4 separate regions of the Homo sapiens genome follow, and regions 1, 3 and 4 are each linked to region 2. The links are chromatin contacts, found by Hi-C or POLR2A ChIA-PET in ENCODE. All regions are on one chromosome and are shown on one strand. The core of a region is the stretch at or near the end of the contact, and the rest is flanking DNA. Distances in the headings are between cores, read along the strand shown.

Region 1 (4,618 bases), core at 1,735-4,234, 3.2 Mb after region 2:
GATAGAAGGAACAGCAAACGATTAAAGGCAGGAACAGCCTTGGTATCCTGGAGAAACAAGGTCAGTATCACTAGAGTAAAGTAAGCAAAAGAGGGATAAAAGGTGATGAAGTCAGAGGCAGGCTGAGCCAGATTATGTAGAACCTTAGAGGCCTTGGTAAGGAGTTTGGATTTTATACTGATTTTAAGTGTGCTGGAATGTCAAAGGACGGTTTTGTGCAGGGGAACTTACAATATGACTAATAGATGAAAAATCACTTTACTGAGTGGAAAATCTATTATAAGTAGGTAAAAGTAGAAATGGAAAGATCAACTAAGGTTACTGTAATAGTTCAGGTAAGAAATTCTGGTGGTAGCAGTGGAGACAGTGAGAAGTGTTAGATTCTAGATGTATCTTAAACATATGGTTGTCAGAACTAACTTATGGATTATTAAGCGACAAGGGAAAAAAACCAAGGATGACTCCTAGGCTTTTGGTTGGCATATTTACGATAACACAGGAGAAGGAACAAATTCAAGGGCGCAGTAAATCAGGCGTTCTGCTTTGGATATGTTAATTTTCACTTCCCAGTGTGGATGTTGAGTAAGCAACCTAATATATATCTCCGATCTAGAAATATAAATTTGGGAGTTATCAGCATATGGATGACATTTAAAGCCATGAGATTAGGTAAGATTACTTGGGAAGACAGCACAGATTAAAAGAGGGCCAAGGACATAGACTGAAAGCACATGTGAAAATAGTTAAGAATGACTTCTAGATTTCCAGTTTGGAGAACTAAGTGAATATGGTGCCATGTACTGAGATATCTCTACTTCAATGAATAAGAGAAAAATAATTTTTTTAATTTAAAAAAAGAAAGCTTGTGAAAGCTAGGACATGTGGGGAATTTGTATTGGATATTCTGAACCTTAACTACACATAGGACACTCAGTGAAACTACCAGTATACAGTAAATATACAATTCTATAGAAGACATGATTTGGAGAAACATATTAGTAGTCATCAAATAGCAGATTATAGTTGAAGGCAGGAGAGTGGAAAGGTCATTTAGCAAGATTATGCAGAGCAGACTGCTAATAGCAAAAAAACAATAGGACAAAATTTATCTGAGGGACTGAGGAAGAGCAGCCCATAAATTAGAACACTAATATCTTTTTTTTTCAGTAGTCTAATTGCCATAGTCAATTAAGAGGAAACATTTTGGAAGAAAAGGCCTTGAAAGCTTGAATCTGAAACCTAGCTCTGTTATCTGCTAGCTGTGCCTTTGGTTCTTCAACTTCTCTGTCCCTTTTTCTTAAACAGTGGTAACACTTGTTTCATTCTATGTCATGGATATACTATGAAAATTGATTAGCTTTTTTGATTCAAGTAGTTGTAATGAAAAAGCCATGACAATTAAAAACTATTAGACAACTCTCTGTGGGTCAGTTTTTCTATTCTTTCTCTTGGAATAGCTACAAATAAATGAAAGGTAACATAAACTCTACTGATGAAACCGACTATATATAATCCAAGAACCAATTATTTTTATTAACAGGACTCACGGAGGAAGACAGAAGAGGGAAGAGAAGTATTAACCAGTTAATTCTACTTTAAAGCAAAGTGGCAAAAATATACTCAGCTTCACAATGAGCCTGAAAGATGAAATTTGTAAACCAACTTCCTACAATGATCACTTTTCTTCCTCTTCTTTTAGAGAGGTAGAGGTTATTTTATAAACTAAACACAAAGTATACTTGCCACAGATAAGTGGAAAAAATTCACACACTCAAAAATAGTGATGCAGTTACGACAAGAATGGTCCCTTCATTTATCCTTTTATTCATATATTGAGACTAGATTATTTGGATGGCCAACCAGTGGAAATGAACACAACTGCGCTGCAAAAAGAAAGAGAAGTAGCTATCCCATTGGCTTAATGTCAGCTTTGACTTTGTGTGGAAAGTTTTCAAACAGTTTAAGAAATTGGGAAGCAGTTATTCCAAATGATAATTTAACTGCGGTAGCAGCACAAGCTTATTTATTTCTTGTTCGCAGTAGTGTAGAATTAAAACAAACAAAGCAAAACAAGCTCTACCGAGTCTTTAGGCCTGGTTCAGGGAAGCCTGCCTGTGTATTGAAGAGGTGTGAGAGCCATCAACACCTCTCCCTCCTTGTGGTAAGATACTGGTTTTCATGAGGTTTACAGACAACATGCATTTGCAAATGAAATATTAAATTGTCTCCAAATTTTGGCAACACTCTGTGCACGCTGAGATTTTGTGGACCCAGGGGTCTATCTCTCCAATTTCTGACTAAAATAACGGATCGGGAACTGGACGATCAATACGAGGGAGGTCACATCTTCAGTATGTACTATGACTTCACTTCAAAGAAAAAAACTGCCTTTTCCAGCAAGTGATGTCACTTGCAGAAAATGAGAAGCGGTGATTTTCTTTCAAGGGCAGTTTGGGGACAAAATGTAAGGCTAAAAACCAATTCCTCCACGAGTGATCACAAAGAACAGAAACTGATGGGTCAAGTCCCTCGTCTAAGGAAAAAGATTTTCGAGAAGAAAATGAGTGTAGAAAAGTGACCAGAAAGCGATCAGCAGGGACTCTTCCTCCAGCTGCAGGAAGCAAACTCTCGATCGGGGTGAGTGGTAAACCAGGGCCGGCAGACGCCTCTCTCCCCCACGGACCGGCTTCCCGCAGGTTTGTGGCGACTGCCCCATGTGCTATCAACGGGCACTCTGAGGGAGAAGCGCCCAAATCAGCCACGGAGCATCTCCACAAGGGCCGCAGCGGGGGCTTAGGGGATCCCAGCCATAGCGCAGCAGGGGAGGGGAGAGCACGTGAAACCCAAGCCGGAATCAGCGGAGGAGGATGCAGGACCCAGGCTGGGCCTAGCCCTACCTGCCCAGCTCCCGCAGGGCGGGGATCATGGAAGCCAGCTCCAGGCCATGTTCCCCCATGCTGAGGCTGCGAGGCACTAGTCAACCACGCCAACGCGGGTTCCCGGCGTCTCCAAAGCTACCGCTGCCGGAAGAGCGCGGCGCCCGACGGAGCCGTGTGGAGGCCAAAACTCCTCCCGGAAGCCGCTACTGGCCCCGCTTGCCAGGCCCAGCGTCTTTTCTGCATAGGACCCGGGGGAAGCCGGGAAGCCGTTAGGGGGCGGGGCAAGCGGGCGGGCGTGCGTCGGTCAAGTTTCCCGGGTCGCGTCAGGCTTCTTTCTCAGCACCGAGCGAGCGACGTTCGTGAAGCTTTCGTTTTGAGCGGCCAGACTCTGCTGTTCTCAAGCCTGGGAGGCACAGAGAAGCAAGACTTCCGCATCGGGGGAGGATAGGGCTTGAGGGCCGCCAGCCCAGACTCGCTTCACAAATGTGAGAACTATGACAGTCCAGCGAGTAAAGGCCAAGAGTAAACTCCAGGTTTCCCCAGAGTAACGCTCTCACATTTTAAAAGTTCCTCACGTTCCCACCGCTCTTGTCCCTCTTTCTGAGAGATACAGGCCAAAAGGTGGGCTCTCCCTGTTTTTTTCCTTTTAAGCATTTTTTTTCAACTTGAAGTCACTGTTAGGTTTCGTTGAGGACCCTACCAACTTTTAATATTTGAAAATGGGGTTGGAATATATTTGTGTCTCATCAAATCAGCAACAGTACTGTGTGTGGAAATGCCACCATTACGGGCATCCGCAACCTGTGATTTAATTTTTAAAGTAAATCAATGGATTTTGGCAATACACATTTTCTAGCTCAACTCAATTTATTGGAAAGATGACCACCATAAGAGATTGTTGACATGTCAAAGTTATGTAGTTAATCACTCAAAGTCATGCAGTATGTTTACATTTGTTCTTTGGTACATGAGGATAGTTAACCGATACAGTATCTTAAAGAAAAAAGTGATGGAATGACAGCCAAATATGCTCTTGCCTCAAGAACTTTGCATTTGCTGTACTCTCTGCCTTGAACACCACTCTGTCATTGCCCTTTTTCCTTCAGGTGTTTGCCAAATTAACACCAAAGAGCCTCATATAGACTAACATATATACACATTCTGTCTCACCCTCTTTTTTTTGTTAGATACATTGTCTTACTCTGTTGTTCAGGTTCTAGTGCAATGAATGTTGCAATCATAGCTCACTGCAGCCTCAATCTCCCAGGCTCAAGCGATCCTCTCACCTCAGCCTGGGCTCAATTGATCCTCCTGCCTCAGCCTCCTGAGTAGCTGGGACTACAGACATGCCACCACGCCTGGCTAATTATTTTTTGTAGAGACAAGGTCTTGCTATGTTGCCCAGGCTGGTCTCAAACTCTTGGCCTCACACGCTCCTCCCACCTCAGCCTTCCAAAGTACTAGAATTAGAGGTGAGAGCCACCACACCCGGACATACTATATTATTGTCTCTCTCCAGTTAGAGTGTAAGCTCTTGGAGAGCAAGGTCTTGTCTATTTTGTTCACTCTCAGATACCCAGGACCTAAAACTGTGCCTGGCACATAGGTGGTGTTCAGTAAACATTTGTTGAATGAATCACTGAATGTTTTAGGAGAAAGGACATGGGATTGGGAGTTACAGGCCCTACACAAGTTCTCATTCCATCTGCTAGAAACTATATGACCTCAGTAAAGTTACT
Region 2 (4,725 bases), core at 10-2,509:
AGAAGGTCCATGGATTGTGGGGGGGGGTGTCTGTGAATGAATGCACTGAATTTTATGCAAAAATGTTTGTTTCTCTGTGCATTTTCCCTGGGAGTATTCCTAACTTTTTCCTAGTTCCAACTTTGCCACAATTAACCTTGTAGAAACATAATTTAAAAAAATTTTTTAACTTAAGATGAGGGACTTAATCCCTAGCGTCTTCAAGCTCCAAAATGTTTGATTCTGTGCTTCATAACAAGTTTTTTTTTTTTTTTTTTTGAGACGGAGTCTTGCTCTGTCCCAGGCTGGAGTGCAGTGGTGCGACCTCGGCTCACTGCAGCCTCTGCCTCCCGGGTTCAAGCGATTCTCCTGCCTCAGCCTCCTGAGTAGCTGGGACTACAGGGGCCCGCCACCACGCCCGGCTAATTTCTTTTTTTTTTTTTTGCATTTTCAATAGAGACGGAAGATATTCTTATACTATCGTTTTCTTTCCTTATTATTATAACACTCTTGTGCAAACTAGTCTAGGGCGTTTTTTAGGGTTACGGTGATAATAACAAAGTGCTCTAACAATTACTATTCTTACCAGCCACTGGATTTGCAAATGCATAAAAGCACACCAGCCAGTGTTATAAACAGCACCCCCTTCCTCCCAACCCTTCTTCTCCCCTTAGAAACCTAACAGCTGAGATATCAAAGCATTTGAAATTCCATTTTTGACTCCATATACATTTGTTTTTGGCTTCTTTGCTTGTTTATAGTTTGTAGCCAGCACACACTATCCCCAGAATAAGCCCAACAGGAGTGTAGATTAACTACCACCGTTTTAAAGGCAAACTTTAGTTTTACCAAAGCCTCCTACGGAGTTCAACACATTCGGCTTCTGTGTTTCCCTACACCACCGATCCCGCTGCAGACTGCAGGAGCTCTGGCAAGCGCCACAAGCGCCAGGGGAGACAAAACCCCTCACTAGCAGGCTTTGCCTCCCCAAATCACCCCGGTCCCCTAGGCCCCACCGCCTTCTCCCTTCCTGGAATCAAACGACCAAGACCCCGCAAGGCCTGAGGCGGCGGCCGCAGCGGGAGCCCAGACCACTGCTTACCGCGGCCCTCAGTCCAGAAGCTCCAGGAATCGGCCGTAACCTATGGGACCCCGCTCCCTTCTACGGGATCTGGACCTACCATGGCTGCGTCGGTCCAATCCCGGGAACCCTCGTTTGTTACCGGCTACTCAGGCCTTGAGATAAACCCACCGATCCACTGACCGTCAGACTGACTGACGTGGAACTTCCGGGAGCCGATTCTCGCGATAGTCAGAGGCCAGGGCCGGAGCGCCTGCGCAAACTGCGCGCAGGGCCGTCGTTTCCCAAGCCCCGCCCCAGTTTCCTAGGCAACGTGGCCTTCCAGACCGCTGGTAGTGGACTTGAGGCTGTCGGGAAGGAGGGGTGTGGCCTAGACCACTAAGGGCCGTGACGTGGTGCCGCTGAGCTTGGACCCCGACCAGAAGATAGAGATTGAAACGATGAGGAAAACGAAGTGCCTAATCCCCGCTGGACGCTAACTGCAGGGCAAGCTCCCCAGTGTTGTAGTTGTGTTTCGGAGGCCGAGAACCGCTATCGGGCTTCCTCGGACTCTGGCCCTGGAGGGGGGAAACGGCGAGGGAGAAGGCGAAACGAGTCTCCAGTGTGTTCTTGGGGCCTGGTGCGAGGCCCAGAGAATTCTCTGCAGGCCTTTGCCCGGGCACTGATTAAGGCTGCGAAGAGACGCACCGGGCTGCGGGCTTAGTAGCTTCAGGCTTCTGAAGTCAGAGGGAGGGCTGAGAGCTTACACTTCTGGAGCTCCCCGGGAGACGGCAACTACCCAACCGTGTGGGTGTGTTTGTGTATGTGTCTTTTGTTGAGCTTCGGCTGGCTGTGTTATTCATTCAACAAATATTTATCGATCTTCGGCAGTGTGTCAGACATACCTTCTTCTCAAATCTTCACATCAAACCTGAATTATCTCCATTTAATGATGAGGAAACTCGGGCTCAAAGAAGTTAAGTGTTCTAGCCAAGACTGCATAGTAAGTGGCAGATAAAACCTCAAAGTTGGGCCGGGCGCGGTGGCTCACGCCTGTAATCCCAGCACTTTGGGAGGCCGAAACGGGTGGATCACCTGAGGTCAGGAGTTCGAGACCAGCCTGGCCAACATGGTGAAACCCCGTCTCTATTAAAAATACAAAATTAGCCTGGCGTGGTGGCGGGCGCCTGTAATCCAAGCTGTTCCAGAGGCTGACAGGAGAATCGCTTAGAACCCAGGAGGTGGAGGTTGCAGTGAGCTGAGATCGCGCCACTGCACTCCAGCCTGGGCAACAGAGCAAGACTCTGTCTCAAAACAAAACACCTCAAAGTTTGTGCTCTTTCTACTACATAAAAATATCTCTTCATTAATGTGGCTGAATTCTAAGGGCCTGTGCCATAGGGGTTACACTACACAATAAAGTTCGAGAACATTTGCCTGTCACACGCACTGCACATCTCCTGTATTTCCTTTTTTTTTTTTTTTTTAAGAAAACATGTGGACCATAGAAAACTTGCCCTCTGGTTACACGTACAAACGTGTATTTTTAACTTGAGAGAAATCTTAAAGTCTTTTCAGACCTCCAGATTTTCAGAAAGGCAAAAAGAAAAATTATGTATTTGTGTGTGTAGATAATGATAATCAGAGGGAGATGATTTTGCACGAAATTATTTGGCTTTAGTAGGAGCCTTGAGCTAATGTGACTCTCTTCATGGGCCTCAGTTTTCATCATCTTAAAAAAAATCCAGCTACATGGTTTCTAAAGATCCTTCCATTTTTTTTTTTTTTATGTTTCTGTGGCATTCAATAGTGGAAAAAAGAGTCTGGAACTGGAGTTTAGTGCCAGCAGTGTGATCTTATGTAAATTGAGACTAATAATTCTAGTAATTGCATACTTTGCTTACTCTATGGAGTGACTGAGGATCCTGAGTTGAAAAAATTATATGAACTATACCTAATTTGCTTGAATAGTGGAACTTTCAATATTTCTAACTCCTGAATACTCTTGCACTTGAGAGAGTATTTTTGGATTTGGCACAGTACTAAGTGATACAAAATAAAATGATGTATCTCTATTGTCAAGGGGCTCAGCTGGGAATGCTTAAATCTTTGTATACCACTGGGCCACCTAAGGGTCTACCTAGCTGGTGTTGCGGGCCTGAACCCTCAAGTGTCATTCTTACTTGGACTATATCTTTTCTCATGTTTTCCACTGCAATTAGCCAAAATTAAGTCCTGCAATTGTAGACTGTAAATTCACTCTTTTAACCATTACATACTGAATGTGTACTATATACAAAGCACTATACTAGGTGCTGCCTTAAGATATTACCCATAGAATTTGGTGTTGGATTTTGGTTGAAATAAATTTTAAAGAAATAAAATTCTTAAATAGGAACTAATACATAACATTAAATATACACGTGTATTTCACTAGGCGTTCGACTGTGGGTTTAAATTAAAATCTTTTGTTTACTTGGTTTAGAGGAGACTGGAAGGTTAGGAAAAATAACCGTTGGGAAGAAAAGAAATATAGACAAGCTTAGCAGATTGGTAAAGGGTTTCCCAAGAGGTTGACTGCAATCGATTAACAGATCTTAAAGTCTTACCTAGTCAATTTCTATAATAGCTATTTCAGCCCTGCCTTTTTGCAGCAGCTGGGAGAATTCCAAGTGGGAATTCAGGTTGCAGTGCCTCTGTAAGTACCCTATATACACTGTTCCCTTCCCACCCTATTCCTACCTCTTCATAAGAAGTTGAGGAAAATAATTCGTTGAGAAAGAGTCAGGGTTTTTTGTTTATTATTTTATTTTATTTGTATTTATTTATTTATCTTGAGATGGTGTCTCACATTGTCACCCAGGCTGGAGTGCAGTGGCGCCATCTCAGCTCACTGCAACCTCCACCTCCCGGGTTCAAGCGATTCCCCTGCCTCAGTCTCCCCAGTAGCTGGGACTACGGGTGCACGCCACCACGCCTGGCTGATTTTTGTAGTTTTAGAAGAGATGGGATTTCACCATGTTGGCCAGGCTGATCTTGAACTCCTGACCCCAGGTGATCTGCCTGCGTTGCCTCCCAAAGTGCTGGGATTACAGGCTTGAGCCACCACACCCAGCCTTGTTTATTATTTTTAAATATACATGTGTTATCACTTAGCTAAGTGGTAAGTACTAGCACGAATAGGAACCTAGTTTCTCCCTTCAAAGGGGTTACAATTTATAAGCAGGAAAGGTTATTTATGCACAAATAATTGAATACCAGGCAGAATATGAGTACCTTCTGAGAGAAGTACCAGTAAAATACTCTGAAGATAAAATATCCAGCTAGGGAGATAAGTTTCATAAAGGAGGTAGAATCTGAGGTGGACTTTGAGGTGAAGAGTATACGGCATGTTTGAGAACCAAAAAAGGTCCAATTTGTTTGGAGAATGGTATTCATTTAGAAGAGCAGTGAGGGAGAAGGTTGAAGAGGAAGCTTGGGGCTAGAACCTGAAGATTTTTAAATCGGGAGAAATTGAGCTTTGAGTCAAGCAGTTGGGACTTACTGGGCCAGATAGGAAACCTGTTTATATCTGTACTCTAGATGATTTGTCTTTTGTTGATGTGTATGACACACTAAAAGAAGTTGAAACAGACTATATAAGTTTGGTGGAAGTGAGTGTGGAAATAACAGTAATAAGGAAAAAT
Region 3 (4,738 bases), core at 890-3,389, 3.6 Mb after region 2:
CCATCCTGATTAACATGGTGAAACCCCGTCTCTACTGAAAATACAAAAAATTACCCGAGCGTGGTGGCGGGCGCCTATAGTCCCAGCTACTCGGGAGGCTGTGGCAGGAGAATGGCATGAACCCAGGAGGCGGAGCTTGCAGTGAGCCGAGATCACGCCACTGCACTCCAGCCTAGGCGACAGAGCGAGACGTCTCAAAACAAACAAAACAAAACAAAACCCTGTTAAGATCTAGTGTGCTGAGCTCTTCAAAGTGGTAAAGTATAGGTTCCTTGGAAACAGAAGGGTCTCTGATTTAGGATTGGTGGGGAGGGAGGACTGTAAGCCTTCCTGGAGGAAGGGACATCTTCACCCAGAGTAGAATTGGATTAGACTTCAATGAGAGGGCAGGGCAAGGTTGAGGGAAGAGGCCCAGAACTGAAAAAGTATGACAGAATCCAGCAGTAGAAGTAAATTGAATTGGGTTGGAGGGTGCAAGTCATTCTAATTTCATGTGTAGCACTTGTCACTTTCAGATCATTTCTTGTTTACTGTCTGTTCTTCTACCCTCATACCCTCACAGAGAATAGGAGGCCTGGCCTGCTGATTCCTTAGTGGCTGGCATATATGTCTGTTAATCTTTCTTGAGAGCCAGCCTTGTGTCAGATCCTGTTCTAAGTGCTTCCCTCGCTCCCCACCCCCGCCATTCAACAAAATTCTACTTCTTCAGAGCTGGTTCAAATGCTTTCTTCTCTATGACCACCCCCCCCCCTGCCCCGCCCCGTCTCTTTTCCTCACTCCTACTCTCAGAATTAATTACTTCTTTCAGAGGTCCCTCAGCTATTGATCCTTCCTTGCAGCATCAATTTAATTATGCATAGTGTCAGTTTGCGGTTTCCTTGTCTCCTCCATTTCTCATTAAGTTTTAAATCATATGAAGACAGTGCATGTTTGTCTGTCTCTGTAAGCCCTACAACACTTTGGGCAGGCTTTTACACACAAAACGGGGCTCAAAAATATTTTGAATAAATGATTTAGGGAGAGGTCCACAAACGCCCTCCACTCCCACCCTAGTCCTCAGAGCAATACTTTAAAATAAAAATCTGACCATTTCAACCTTGTTAAAGGCCGATCTTCATTCTGAGAACAGAATTCTAACTCCTAAGCACGATGGTGACCTCAGGGCGCTGTGTGAACCTGCACCCGCACCCCTGTCCAACCACGTCCCTCCCCACACCTGGTCTAATAAAACGACTGCTTTAGGTGACCTGCACGATCGGCTGTACTGATTCATGCCACAGGCTTTTACCTCAATTACTCCCTCTGTCTGGAATGTCCTTTCTTTCCTTGCCTGGCCTGATTCGGGCATGGCCTTCTCAAGCAAGCTTTCCGTCTTTGAATCTAGGCCCTGATTAAGAACTTTTTAAAAAAGTACTAAGTTCAGAAAAGTTTAATATGGTGTTCCCCCATTTATGTGATTAAAAATGAAAACAATACTAAAGTGTAAAATGTAATCTTTAAAATGTCACACAACTTTACATGCATGCTAGATTTAGAATACCATCTGTATTTACGATTTTCTCTTATTGACTGTCTCCACGCGCACCCACTCTGCAGACGCCCTAAAGAGTGTCTATCGGATCACCCTCAAGTTGGGTCAAACGGCTCCTCTTCTCGGCTTTTCGGGAGCAACCCTATCTCAACATTCACCATCTTAAGATGAGCAGACTGCAAGTTTGCCTCTCCCACCAGTATGGGAGCTGCCGAAGCGGCAAGAACAGCGTTTCCGTCCATCGAGCGCCAGGTCACCAGTCAGCTCCAGTCCTATTTTGAGTTGAAGTAAAAGCTCCTCCCTAGATGGCCAGTGCACGTCTTTAAAAAGCGACTCCTTTCCCACAAAGGAAATACGACTGGTTCGCATCTATCAAGGGTTGGCGTTGGGATAAGAGGGTGAAGTATCAGCTGGCCCTGATTCTCTGAATTCCCGGACCCAATAACGCGACCAAGCACCGTGACTCCCAGGAAAACTAGCGGAGTGAGCGCGGCTGAGGAAATTACTGACACCGGAAGTCACGTGAGCGGCTGCCCCTAAGGTCGCTATCTCGACAGTCGACTATTCAGCCTTGCAGGCGCCTCTGGCGGGCTTCACTGAGATCCGCTCTTTCGGTGCTCGACTCGCCCGTGCTGCTGCCGCCGCCGAAGGAGGGGCAAAGCTCAAGATGGCGGACAAAACGCCAGGCGGATCTCAGAAGGCCAGTTCAAAGGTAATTTCTGACAAAATTTCGTAAGTCAGCGGATCTACCACTGTCGTTTGGGGCCCACAGACGCTTCTGGCCTGTGAGAGGCGATTGGGATTGGGGTCTGCATTCTAGTCGCGACGGTAGGCCCGGGCGCCGCCGCACCGTTGTGCGCAGGTTGAGAGGCCTGGTATCTCCCCATAGTCCCAGCCGGGATTCAGCTCGAGACTGGCGTGCCCAGTGGGTGGAGGCGTGAGTGCTTCGGCCCGCGCTTGGCATTGGAGTGAAATCAGGAATTCAGATTGAGGTCTGAAGCAGTGAAAACGCTCTCCTGTATCTCAGCTTCCTGCGCCCTGAGGCCGCCAGACAGCGCCTGGGAGAGAGGCGGGAATCGCTTCCCGGTGCTTAAATGTCTGCTGCTTTTTTCTCGGTTTTGGATCTCACTCACTTCCGGCCTCCCTCAGTTTCCCTCCAAGGAATGAATAACCTCTAGGGTCGCCAGCTGTGAGGGGAGGACCACTAGGGCAAAGACACGGAGTGGGAAATGCAGAGGCGGGAGCAGCTCTCCTTTGCAGTGCTGCATAGCCAAGGTTAATGTACAGTCTACACGTGGTCTTTACCTTAACGGGAAGTAAAAAGCACTTTTGAGGGTAGAGGACTCGTGGTCTCTTTCTTTATGTTGAAGAAACAGTGAAAAGAGAAGCTCCGTAGACTTGTAAGCTACATACGATTAGTAAATTGCATTTGTGTTTACAGGGAACCCTGGGCACGTATTGTGAAACCAGTGAGCTGTGGTAGTAGTTAAGCATTAGTACGGTTGGGTTCTTAGTTGCCATCTTGGGCGGGACATTTAATCGTTTTTTGGTTTGGGTTTCTGGTCTCGAATATATTAAAAGTAATTGGTACTGCCACGAGGTAGTTAAACTTTCCGATGCTGATGCAAGAAGCTGTGTAACACTTTCAGGTGCTAGGGACTGTTAAATCTTAAAGAGTGTGTGACTGTAAATCGGCTATTAGAAAGTTAAATTTACGGTAGGAGAGAAGCTTGCGTTTACAGTTCTGAGAAACATCATAACTCGTTTTCTACTTGCTTTCTCTAATCCGACTGTTTATGCCATTTGGTGAACGATGTACACCAAAATAATTAATTCATAATTAGTAATGGTCTTAACAGACATCGTTTAGTTACATAGAAACTTTGGTGAGGGGCCAGTTTCGGCTTCTTTACAAGGTATTGTGTCAGTTTTTTTTCCCCCTCCTCAGTACATTTTCTCGTCTCCCTCTCTTTGGGGGCGAGCTCTACCAACTCTTCTCAACAGACTCCTGACAAGAACATACCGTTAGGGAGCTATTACTAAAGCTAGCTACGTTCATAACAAGTCGTGCATAAGCCTCACAATTTTTGTTTCTTCTCAAAGTAATATTTTAAGTATTCCCTACTTGAGGTCTTGGATACATTGAAAACATTTCAATGTCTGTGTTCAGGCTTCCTTCTAAAATAGTGCTTCTCATGACTGAATGTATGGCTGTTCTCAATAAATAAATTATTGGATTATCCAGTAATCTTTTCTGTTTATATTGCCTTAGATTATAATCTCTTGATGCTATTAGCAGATTTCTTACTGATGTCTGTGAAAGGAATCAGAATATCTTAACTAATTTGGAGGCTGCATAATGTAGTGGGAAGATTATGAATTTTGTTAACAAGAGATTTGGGTTCAAATCCTGACTTGGTAATTAATTATATTTGCGATAATAAGGCAGATTGCTTAAACTCTGGAGCCTCAATTCCCTCATTTGTAATGTAGATATAATTCTTTTTTTACATGGTTGATATAAGGATCAAATGAGATAATGTCTATGAAGTACATAATAAATCTTAATTTCTTTCCCCTCTTTTTGTTTTTAGAGGAAATCAAAAGTTCTTAGCTTTCAAAATGTCAGGATAAATTTTAATCCTGTGATTTGGAATCTAAGTCATCAGCTGTCATAATGACTGCCCAGATAGCTGCTTTTTATTTATTTTATTTCTTTTTTTTTTTTTTTTTTTTTTTTGTGAAAGAGTTTCGCTCTGTCGCCCAGGCTGGAGTGCTGGAGTGCAGTGGCACAATCTCGGCTCATTGCAACCTCCGCCTCCCGGGTTCAAGTGATTCTCCTGCCTCAGCCTCCCTAGTAGCTGGGACTACAGGCGCCCGCCAGTACGCCCGGCTAATTTTTTGTATTTTAGTAGAGACGGGGTTTCACCATGTTGGCCAGGATGGTCTCGATCTCTTGACCTCGTGATCCACCCGCCTCAGCCTCCCAAAGTGATGGGATTACAGGCGTGAGCCACCGTGCCCCGCCCTGCTTCCCTGCTTTTTATTTCTAACACATAATTTATTAGAGAAATTGTAAGATCATTTTGGCTAATACTACAGTATTTAGAATTTCTAGCCTTTGATATCTGGTTTGATTTCCTTTCCTCTGGAAAGAACAGATGAGTGGCTTATATTTTACAATACAGATGGAGTGAACAGATACTT
Region 4 (4,683 bases), core at 2,080-4,579, 3.3 Mb after region 2:
AAAGAACATAACCCAAAAAAAAAAAAAAAAAAAAAACCAAACTACAGACCAATATTCCAGATGAACATAGATGTAAAAATCCTTAACAAAATACTAGCTAATTGAATCCAACAACATATCAAAAAGATAATCCACCATGATCAAGTGGGTTTCATACCAGGGATGCAGGGATGGTTTAACATATGCAAGTCAATAAATGTGATACATCACATAAACAGAATTAAAAACAAATCACATGATCATCTTAACAGACGCAGAAAAAGCACTTGACAAAATCCAGCATCCCTTTATGATTAAAACCCTCAGCAAAACTGGCATACAAGGGACATACCACAATGTAATAAAAGCCATCTATGACAAACCCACAGCCAACACAATACTGAATGGGGAAAAGTTGAAAGCATTCCCTCTGACAACTGGAATAAGACAAGGATGCCCACTCTCACCACTCCTCTTCAACATAGTACTGGAAGTCCCATCCAGAGCAATCAGAGAAGAGAAAGAAAGAAAGGGCATCCAAGTCAGTAAAGAGGCAGTCAAACTGTTGCTGTTTGCTGATGATATGATTGTATATCTAGAAAACCCTAAAGACTTCTCCAAAATGCTCCTAGAACTGATAAAAGAAGTCAGCAAAGTTTCAGGATACAAAACTAATGTACACACATCAGTAGCCCTCCTATACACCAACAGCAACCAAGCTGAGAATCAAACAAAGAACTCAATTCCTTTGACAATAGCGGCAAAAGTATTTTGTTTTATTAGAAAAATAAAATACTTAGGAACATACCTAACAAAGAAGGAGAAAGAACTCTACAAGGAAAACTACAAAACACTGCTGAAAGAAATCACAGACGAGGCAAACAAATGGAAACACATCCCATGCTCATGGATGGGTAGAATCAACATTGTGAAAATGACCATACTGCCAAAAGCAATCTACAAATTCAATGCAATTCCCATCAAAATACCACCATCATTCTTCACAGAACTAGAAAAAATAATCCTAAAATCCATATGGAACCAAAAAAGAGCCTGCATAGCCAATGCAAGATGAAGCGAAAAGAACAAATCTGGAGACATCACATTACCTGATTTCAAACTATACTATAAGGCTACTGTCACCAAAACAGCATGGTACTGGCATAAAAATAGGCATATAGACCAATGGAACAGAATAGAGAACCCAGAAATAAACCCAAATACTTACAGCCGACTGATTTTCAACAAAGCAAACAAAAACATAAAGTGGGGGAAAAGACACCCTATTCAACAAATGGTGCTGGGATAATTGGCAAGCCACACGTAGGAGAATAAAACTGGATCTGCATCTCTCACCTTATACAAAAATAAACTCAAGATGGATCAAGAACTTAAATCTAAGACCTGAAACTATAAAAATTCTAGAAGATAACATCGGAAAACCCCTTGTAGACATTGGCTTAGGCAAGGATTTCATGACCAAGAACCCAAAAGCAAATGCAATGAAAAGAAAGATAAATAGCTGGGACTTGATTAAATGAAAGAGCTTTTGCATGGCAAAGGGAAGAGTTAGCAGAGTAAACAGACAACCCACAGAGTGGGAGAAAATCTTCATAATCTATGCATCTGACAAAGGACTACTATCCAGAATCTACAATGAATTCAAACAAATAATCAAGAAAAAAAAAATCCTAACAAAAACTGGGCTAAAAACATGAAAAGGGCTGGGGGCAGTGGCTCATGCTTGTAATCCCAGCACTTTGGGAGGCTGAGGCAGGCAGATCACCTGAGGTCTGGAGTTCGAGACCAGCCTGACCAACAGGGAGAAACACTGTCTCTACTAAAAATACAAAATTAGCCGGGTGTGGTGGCACATGCCGGTAATACCAGCTGGTCGGAAGGCTGAGGCAGGAGAATCACTTGAACCTGGGAGGCGGAAGTTGCGGTGAGCCAAGATCACGCCATTGCACTCCAGCCTGGGCAACAAGAGCAAAACTCTGTCTCAAGAAAAAACAAAAAAACATGAATAGACAATTCTCAAAAGAAGATACACAAATGGCCAACAAACATATGAAAAAATGCTCAAGATCACTAATGATCAGGGAATTCCAAGTCAAAACTGCTATGCCGTATGTACCACCCTACTTCCGCAAGAATGGCCATAATCAAAAAAATCAAAAAATAATAGCTGTTGGTGTGGATGCGGTGAAAAGGGAACACTTCTACATTACTGGTGGGACTGTAAACTAGTACACCACTATGGAAAACAGTGTGGAGATTCCTTAGAGAACTAAAAGTAGAACTACCATTTGATCCAGTAATCCCACTACTGGGTATCTACCCAGAGGAAAAGAAGTCATTACACGAAAAAGATACTTGCCCATGCATATTTATAGCAGCACAATTCGCAATTGCAAAAATGTGGAGCCAACCCAAATGCCCATGAATCAATGAGTGGATAAAGAAACTGTGATATATATATATATATATATATATGTGGTATATATATATGTGATATATATATAATGATGGAATACTACTCAGCCATAAAAAGGAATGAATAAATGGCATTCGCAGAAACCTGGATGGGACTGGAGACTATTATTCTTATTCTAAATGAAGTAACTCAGGAATGGAAAACCAAACATCGTATGTTCTCACTCACAAGTGAGAGCTAAGCTTTGAGGATGCAAAGGCATAGGAATGACACAATGGACTTTCGGGACTCGGGGAAAGGTTGGGAAGGGGGAGAGGGATAAAAGACTACAAAATTAGGTTCAGTGTATACTGCTCGATGATGGGTACATCAAAATCTCACAAATCATCACTAAAGAACTTACTCATGTAACCAAACACCACCTGTTCCTCAAAAACCTATGGAAATAATATGGAAATAAAAATTTATATATTTGTATAAATTATTTAAACATAATATAATTATATATCTATATATCCTTTATAAATGAGAGTTCATTTCCAGCCTAAAATGAGTACAACATACAAACCCACGAGTCTGGCTCTCCATTGTGCTTTAAAGCATAGTGCACCAGAATATGAAATAGCTGGACAATTCCACAAAGGATTTCGACTAAACATTAAGTCGTCAGAGACTCAATTAACATACTGCTCCATATTTGCTTAATTACCTTAAACCAGTACCCTGGGTGTGGAAAGGGACGATTGAGCGAAGTCTTCCTCAGACTGCGGTTCACCTCACCAGAGCGAAGGAAGCTGCAGCGGGCTCCAGGAGCCCAGTGCGTCCCCACCGCAGGCCCCACCCACCCACGCCCCGCTTGCCGCAGGCCCCGCCCACCCAAGCCCGCCCTTGCCGCAGGCTCCTCCCTAGTGTCGTCGCTACAGAGGAGCAGAGGATGACGTGAGGACAGAGTCGCGAACATCTCCTCGGAGCGCAGCTGGGCCAGCGGTTCCCACAGCCCTGGAGCCCAACGTGCGCAGAAGCGCCTCTTGGAGCTCCTCTCCCACAGATCTCTCGTCCTCTTCCTGGGCTAGGCCGCCCCAGGCGCGGCCCCTGCGACTCCTGGCACGGCCCCGTGCTCGGCTGCCGCCCTGGCGCGCGCCACACTGTCGTCCCCGGACGGGCGCGGACCGGCTCGGCCGGGGCGCCGGCGGCTGGGGAGGGGTCGCTGGCCCCGGGGCCGCGCATGCGCCGCCACCAACTTGGGGCTGTCAGTGGAGGGCGAGTGCTGGTTCTCAGGGGAGGCGACGCCCTTCGGGGCCAACGGGCCTCGAGCCGAGGCAGCAGTGGGAACGACTCATCCTTTTTCCAGCCCTGGGGCGTGGCTGGGGTCGGGGTCGGGGTCGGGGCCGGTGGGGGCCCCGCCCCCGTCTCCTGGCCTGCCCCCTTCATGGGCCGCGATGATGGCGGCCCTGTACCCGAGCACGGACCTCTCGGGCGCCTCCTCCTCCTCCCTGCCTTCCTCTCCATCCTCTTCCTCGCCGAACGAGGTGATGGCGCTGAAGGATGTGCGGGAGGTGAAGGAGGAGAATACGCTGAATGAGAAGCTTTTCTTGCTGGCGTGCGACAAGGGTGAGAGTTAGGCCCCTTTCTCCTCTGGACGCCCCTGTCCTCCAGACCTTTAGTCCTCTCCCCCGCCTCAACTTATATCGGGGCATTCCCTCTGTCTCAGGCGCCGAGTGTCTTCCCGCCTCGCCTGCTGCCTCAGGCGGTCTTCTCCTCACCGCCTCTGCCCTGTGAGTGTGGAGCTGGCGGGAGAGTGGAGCTGGGGCTGCGCCCTCGGAGCGCTGCACCGTCGGGGGTGGCTCTGGCCTTGGGGTCCGGGGTTTAGGTAGCGCCTTGGGAGCCCCGACCCCAGCGTTTTAGCGCCGCCCTTGCTACTGACCGCATGAATGACCTGGTCTTCTCTCTGGCTCGCAGTTCATTCCTTCCGGGAGTCGAGAGGCTAGTTTCCGACACTCCAGTCGGAAAATTCCGTCACCTTACCTTAGGATGCCTCGTATGGAGGGTTCTCATCACCTGGTTTTTGTTTTTCTTAAAAACAAAACCAGACCCTCTATTATTTAGCTTCACCTGACCAGTGCTTTAGCCAGTGACTGTTGACTGGCATTAATAACGGAATATCCTAGGTGGAGATACATGAAGTAAGGACGGGACGGAAGAAATTCTGCCTTAGTTGCCAAAACTTTCTCTGGATTTACGGAACGCCTTTGATTGTTAGTGCTTTT

Evidence for each region. Hi-C counts contacts between places; a loop is a spot of excess contacts on that map. ChIA-PET counts read pairs that join two places held with the same protein, here RNA polymerase II (POLR2A). Pooled maps may share reads with other maps.
Region 1: a loop to region 2 is called in a map of CD4-positive, alpha-beta T cell, with 6 times the contacts of the local background. The contact joins the promoter of ATR here to the promoter of COPB2 in region 2. A Hi-C loop is called at or near these places in 2 of 168 maps with a recorded cell type or tissue (CD4-positive, alpha-beta T cell and CD4-positive, alpha-beta memory T cell) and 9 of 50 pooled maps. POLR2A ChIA-PET finds 5 or more read pairs at or near these places in 1 of 52 experiments (activated CD8-positive, alpha-beta memory T cell).
Region 3: a loop to region 2 is called in a map of B cell, with 13 times the contacts of the local background. The contact joins the promoter of U2SURP here to the promoter of COPB2 in region 2. A Hi-C loop is called at or near these places in 1 of 168 maps with a recorded cell type or tissue (B cell), 1 of 37 single-sample maps with no recorded cell type and 7 of 50 pooled maps. POLR2A ChIA-PET finds 5 or more read pairs at or near these places in 1 of 52 experiments (CD4-positive, alpha-beta T cell).
Region 4: a pooled map shows a loop between it and region 2 (11-fold over the local background). The contact joins the promoter of TRPC1 here to the promoter of COPB2 in region 2. A Hi-C loop is called at or near these places in 5 of 50 pooled maps.

The regions. Positions count from the first base shown.
Region 1 is chr3:142,575,749-142,580,366 of GRCh38, forward strand. ATR (ATR checkpoint kinase) reads right to left here and starts at 2,985. Exons shown (of 47, transcript NM_001184.4): 1 at 2,898-2,985. The coding sequence starts at 2,956. RefSeq lists enhancers at 2,776-2,935, 3,236-3,335.
Region 2 is chr3:139,388,388-139,393,112 of GRCh38, forward strand. It overlaps COPB2 (coat protein complex I subunit beta 2), which reads right to left and starts at 1,260. Exons shown (of 22, transcript NM_004766.3): 1 at 1,161-1,260. The coding sequence starts at 1,163. It overlaps COPB2-DT (COPB2 divergent transcript), which reads left to right and starts at 1,416. Exons shown (of 5, transcript NR_121609.1): 1 at 1,416-1,546. RefSeq lists enhancers at 938-1,187, 984-1,545, 1,478-1,777, 1,546-2,108, 1,988-2,097.
Region 3 is chr3:142,999,431-143,004,168 of GRCh38, forward strand. It overlaps U2SURP (U2 snRNP associated SURP domain containing), which reads left to right and starts at 2,140. Exons shown (of 28, transcript NM_001080415.2): 1 at 2,140-2,243. The coding sequence starts at 2,199. It overlaps PAQR9-AS1 (PAQR9 antisense RNA 1), which reads left to right. Exons shown (of 5, transcript NR_125393.1): 5 at 1,597-1,660. LOC100289361 (a long non-coding RNA gene) reads right to left here and starts at 2,037. Exons shown (of 1, transcript NR_034032.1): 1 at 1,415-2,037. RefSeq lists enhancers at 1-578, 1,578-2,577, 1,852-2,501.
Region 4 is chr3:142,720,705-142,725,387 of GRCh38, forward strand. TRPC1 (transient receptor potential cation channel subfamily C member 1) reads left to right here and starts at 3,330. Exons shown (of 13, transcript NM_001251845.2): 1 at 3,330-4,027. The coding sequence starts at 3,856. RefSeq lists a silencer at 3,574-3,623 and an enhancer at 3,882-4,683.